Regions from separate parts of the Homo sapiens genome. Here region 2 is linked to region 1. Evidence: chromatin loops called from intact Hi-C (ENCODE). Cell type or tissue: GM12878. All regions are shown on one strand. Links, peaks and the distances in the headings refer to the core of each region. The heading gives the core; the rest is flanking DNA. Region 1 holds the start of LOC107985891 (a long non-coding RNA gene). Region 2 overlaps ETAA1 (ETAA1 activator of ATR kinase).

Region 1 (2,928 bases), core at 267-2,766:
TAAAAAGGCAAGAAAAATATTTTTTAATGTTGAAGTCCTGATAGGAGACTTTGCTATGTAGATTTAGGCATCAGGGAAGACTTTTCACATCAGAAATGCCAGCCACTTTCCCACAAGAAAGAATATTATGTGCACATCTTAATAATTCAGTTCACTAGAACTTTTTCTGATTCTCCTTCCTCTATTTGTAAAATAAACAATTTTAAAAAGCTTCATGTAGTAACCATGGAAAAAGAAAAAGGCATGTATTGATAATCTGAGATTGGTGATTTTTTTTTTTTTAAAGAATTGGTATGTCAAAAGCATATGCTGTGCCTCATGGCCAATATGGAAATGTCAGGGGTTTAATTGGCAGCTGTGAATAGCAGCACCTGCAAACAGCTCAGGGCTTGTTCCTGTGGTCTGGCAACATTCTTACTTAATGCTTTAAATAAAGGCTTACTCACTGGGACAGAAATAACTGACAATGGATGATTGATGATTGTCCATCACGCAATGGCTGACGTCTACCATTCACCAGGTCTGTTTACGAGCGCACGCCCAGATTTCATTAACAGGGGCATGACATCCAGGAGTGGGCCTGCCACAGATGGCCAGTCAGTAATCTAGTTCAAAACACCTAGAAGAGACCAAGATTTGTTAATCTGGAAAAATAGATTGTTGCAGATTCAGAATGCCTTATGAAGATGATTTTCAAAGTTCCCTTTTCTTTTTTTCTGCTTGTGTTCTTTTGTTTTGTCAATGTGTTTGGTTTCAAGTTCAATGTCAGGTTACATTTCTCTGATTCTTATTCCATACTGACTTTGCATTTGAAAGATGCGATGGCAGAAAGACGTATACAAGGAATTATATTTCTAATCATTAATTTATAACACTAATGTCTGGGGGACTATTCAAGCTTTGAGTATAGTCAATTTTACTATTTCAATTAGGAGGGCAAAAAAAGTGCAAAGAAATAAATCCACAGTGCATATACATGGCTAACGTGAATTTTCACACCTGGACATTCGTCAGCCCACAGCACGCCTCCAGGTACAGCCAAAAAACACACCAGCATATGTGGTGTACTGCAAAGAGCACTGGGATAGCAAACCTTTCCAAATAAACACCGCTAAATTAAAGCAGCTTTGCCCTGTTCAGTAAAACAGCCCATAGTATCTTGGGCTGACATGTTGTAGTATGAGACTAACACTAAGCTTTAGTTTTCTTCTTCCTGTTTCTCCTCCCTAAAGTCTCTTTTTCCCAGCTACAATGTTTTGTGGTACACATATACCTTGATTATTATTTCTCTCCAGTTAAGGATTAATCTCCTCTGATGCACTTACAAACCTTTTCATGGTTAGTGACTGGACCATGGGTTGGTTTGTTTGCTTGTTGGTGGGTTTTATTTTTTGGCCTACCTTTTGGACAGTGGCAGTTTCTACATCCTGTTTGGGAAAGGTGATGTCTTTGTCTTAAGTAATGGAGTCTTCCCCTAGAATTTTGCTCATTGCCTTTTCAACCACTTGTGAACTTATTTCTACAAATGGTTGTATTCTAGGCATTTCATTGGCAAAACTTGAGTAAAGTGGCCTATTTGTTTTTAGCCCTTTCTGAGTCTCACTGTATTCTCCTGAGGAAAATAGGGCAGGGATCATTTTCTTGTCATTTCAGTGCAAGAAAAGCTAGACCAAGAGAAGTCAAGCAACTGGAACCACATCCCACAACTTTAGCTAGCACAAGAGCCTCTACGAGCATCCAGGACTCACATGTGGCACTTGAGGGATCTTTCCACTGGGCTATTTGGGTGTGAGGCATGTGGACTGGATGGCACAGATCACCTGCTTTTTGGGGTCATCAATGAATATACAACCATAGCTAGAGAATGGCTGCCCTGCCAAAGTCCTAATTCAACCCCAAACAGTGTGCATAGCAGTGAACAAACATGGAGGACCAAGCATGTGCCAAAGGCCATGCTCTTTGCCATTCAGAACATTACTGCAAAATAAGAAAGGTCTGCCTTGCCTCTGAAATTGCTACCTTTGAATATGTATCTATCTTGGCTTTTTAAGTACTTTTTGTTTTGTTTTGTTTTGCTGTACAATCTGCTGTCTCTCCTTTTGTTTAATTGCATTCAGTTTTACAATTTCCCCCAGGAAAAGCAGCTAATTATATTTTAGCACAGAGAGAGGCAGGTGTTAGCTAAGATGTAAGAGTCCTAATTTTAGCCTTGATAATTCATGCAGTTTAGCTGGATCTCAATGTAAAGTCACCAGACTGGGTGTGTGAGCTCATCATTTTAGGCTTTCTGAAATTTGCATGGGATCATGTGACTACAGATTTGCACTTTGAGCTTGTAAATGACAAAGGGTTGGCAATAATTGAAATGGTTGTGTTGTAATCTTGTGTCCAAGGAAATATGGTCCAATGGTAAATCCAAATAAACTGAACATGGGAAGTGCATTTGGATAAGATCATTTGGATAAGCAGCCAGGCTTCTTGGGGTTGAACCCTGTCTGTACATTTCCTAGCTGTGTGACCTTGCGCAAGTCATTTAACCTCTCTGTGCTTCTGTTTCTTTATCTAAAAATTTAAGATAGGCCTGGGCGTGGTGGCTCACGCCTGTAATCCCAGCACTTTGGGAGGCTGAGGCGGGCAGATCACGAGGTCAGGAGATCGAGACCATCCTGGATAACATGGTGAAACCCCATCTCTACTAAAAATATAAAAAATTAGCCAGGTGTGGTGGCAGGCACCTGTAGTCCCAGCTACTTGGGAGGCTGAGGCAGGAGAACGGCATCAACCCAGGAGGCAGAGCTTGCAATGAGCTGAGATTGTGCCACTGCACTCCAGCCTGGGGGACAGAGAAAGACTCCATCTCAAGAAAAAAAAAATTAGGATAGTGTCAGTATATATCTGTAGGTCGTTGTGGGGATTAAATGAGGTAAG
Region 2 (2,928 bases), core at 165-2,664, 60 kb before region 1:
TTCTTCTCAAGTAGATACACCCATAATGACAAAATCATGTGTGACTTCCTGTACTAAGGAGCCAGAAACTTCTAATAAGTACATTGATGCATTTACTACAAGTGATTTTGAGGATGATTGGGAAAACTTACTAGGTAGTGAACCTTTTGCTATGCAAAATATCGACATGCCTGAACTCTTTCCTTCTAAAACAGCCCATGTTACTGATCAAAAGGAAATTTGTACCTTTAATAGTAAAACTGTTAAAAATACGTCAAGAGCAAATACAAGTCCAGATGCCAGGTTAGGAGATTCAAAAGTATTACAAGATCTTTCTTCAAAGACATATGACAGAGAATTAATAGATGCAGAATATAGATTTTCACCAAATTCAAATAAATCAAACAAATTATCCACTGGAAATAAAATGAAATTTGAGAACTCTTCCAATAAAATTGTTATTCAAGACGAAATTCAAAATTGTATAGTTACATCTAATCTGACAAAAATAAAGGAAGATATTCTTACTAACTCTACTGAAGCTTCTGAAAGGAAGTCAGCTTTGAACACAAGGTATTCTAATGAACAGAAAAATAAGTGCATTTTAAATCAGTCTATTAAAGCCCCTGTTAATACTGATCTTTTTGGCTCTGCAAATCTAGGCAGTAAAACCAGTGTTAGTAACCCAAATCAGACTAGTGCATCAAAAGTAGGTTCTTTCTTTGATGATTGGAATGATCCCTCATTTGCCAATGAAATTATTAAAGCATGTCATCAATTAGATAATACCTGGGAAGCAGATGATGTAGATGATGATTTGTTGTACCAAGCATGTGATGATATTGAAAGACTAACTCAGCAACAAGACATTAGAAAGGACAGTAAGACATCAGAAAGTATATGTGAGATCAATAATAATTCCGAACATGGAGCCAAACTAACTCAGCAACAAGACATTAGAAAGGACAGTAAGACATCAGAAAGTATATGTGAGATCAATAATAATTCCGAACATGGAGCCAAAAACATGTTTGCTATATCTAAACAAGGAAGTAATTTGGTACAATCAAAGCATTTGAATCCAGGCAGCATTTCAGTGCAGACATCTTTGACAAATAGCTCACAAATAGATAAGCCAATGAAGATGGAGAAAGGGGAAATGTATGGAAATTCTCCAAGATTTTTAGGTGCCACAAATTTGACTATGTATTCTAAGATCTCAAACTGTCAGATAAATAATCTGCATGTGTCTTATACTAACACTGATGTTCCAATACAAGTGAATAGTTCCAAATTGGTTCTTCCAGGAAGTTCAAGTTTGAATGTAACTTCAGATCATATGAATACAGAAATTACTACTTATAAGAAGAAATTGAGTACTAATCAGCCATGCCATAAGACTGTAACAGATGAAGCTCAGAGCAACCTTAACACAACAGTTGGATTTTCAAAGTTTACATTTACAAGGATGAAAAATTCTCAGATTCTTTCTCAGTTTAATCAAAATTGTATAACTGGAAGTATGTCTGATACCAAAATTACACAGGGTGTGGAGAAAAAGAAAGGTGTCAACCCATTACTGGAGGAAGCTGTTGGACAGCAATCTTTGGTGAAACTTTCTGAATCTTTGAAACAATCTTCAAAAGGTATGTATGAAATATGAAATAGTTTTCTTTGAAAAGCATCTTAAAAAGTAGTAAAATAATTATTTGTTGTTTTTGAGTGTGAGTAATGTATAAGGTAAAACTATTCTATGACTAGTTAATTTTAAGAATTAACTAGAATTCTTAAAATGATACTTGGAAATAATTATACGGCATTATACAGAGTAGTTGGTTTATTTTTCAAAATATTACATTGAATTCTTTCCCAGCACTTAATACAATGACTGGCATATAGTAGGTACTCAGTAAATATTTTTTGAATAACTTATTCTTTCTTGGAAAATCATACCTTTAGATATATGTATTATAGTGTTCATTAAGATTGTATTTACTAAATTGTTTTAAAACTTGAGTAATCTGGGAAGCAGATGATGAAGCAGTGAGGTAAATAATATTTAGAAATTTAGAGCATTCTAATTAAACGTCTTTACTAGTGTGATATTTGATATAAACGTGCTAGCGGTGATGGTTAAAATTATGATTTACTTATTTGATAACAGCTATCATTTCTGATTCTTCCAATTTCTCTTTTCCCCAAGTCTCCATTCTATCAATAAGTTTCATTCTTTCAAAAACCGTATCCCCAGACTCCATTTTTCTTTCTACAACAAGTTAACATTTCTTGATGAGACTACTGCAGTTCTTTTATCTATCTCCTTTCAATTCTTATCTCCAAACAGTGGAATAGCCTTTTAAAATTGGATGGGCAAAAATGGCGTTTCTATGCTTAAAACAACCTTCAATGGCTGCCCGTCATATTTCAAATAAAATCCAAACTGTATACTGTGACCAACAAAGCTGTGGATTATCTCTCTTTAACCTGCGTCTCCTCTTTTTTCCTTACCTACTAAGCTTCAGCTATACCAGCTATCTTTTAGTTTTTCAAACAGTGTATGTTTTTCTTCCTTGTCCAGGAACTTAGACCGTGCTCTTCCCTTTGACTAAAACTACTTCTTTTCAACATGTGACCCCTTCCCCACTCTTTTGTTGGTGCTTTCTTACATCTCAGTATAAGTACTACTTTCTCACAGAGGCCTTCCTTGAAGAGTCTATAAATAGATCTCCTTGTTTATTTTTTATTTCCTAATTGCTTTCATCACAAGTTGAAATTAAATATTTAGTGACTCTTCTCTGTCTTGTTGGCATTACTGTTCCAACTTTCCTATCTAAGTGACTTTTTTTAAAAATTTACAATAGTAATATGCTAGTTATTTAAAAAGAAAAGTAAAACAGTATAGAATAATTTAAAGGAAAAAGTTAAGTCTTCTGTTTCTCCTTTCTGATA

The links. A loop is a pair of places that touch in the nucleus more often than their neighbours do. Peaks named below come from ENCODE experiments on the same cell type or tissue, not always from the same donor. Only the 100,000 strongest peaks of a DNase experiment are listed, where the experiment ranks them.
Region 2: it touches region 1 in a loop (2.1-fold over the local background); 9 of 110 quality-filtered maps call a loop at or near these places.

What each region holds. Positions count from the first base shown.
Region 1 is chr2:67,463,578-67,466,505 of GRCh38, forward strand. It overlaps LOC107985891 (a long non-coding RNA gene), which reads right to left and starts at 920. Exons shown (of 3, transcript XR_001739520.2): 1 at 447-920. RefSeq lists an enhancer at 214-794. In GM12878, for the core only: no CTCF peak of the experiment used is centred there; no DNase peak of the experiment used is centred there.
Region 2 is chr2:67,403,711-67,406,638 of GRCh38, forward strand. It overlaps ETAA1 (ETAA1 activator of ATR kinase), which reads left to right. Exons shown (of 6, transcript NM_019002.4): 5 at 1-1,625. Among named protein-coding and RNA genes, the nearest start is that of ETAA1, 7.8 kb to the left of the region's middle. In GM12878, for the core only: no CTCF peak of the experiment used is centred there; no DNase peak of the experiment used is centred there.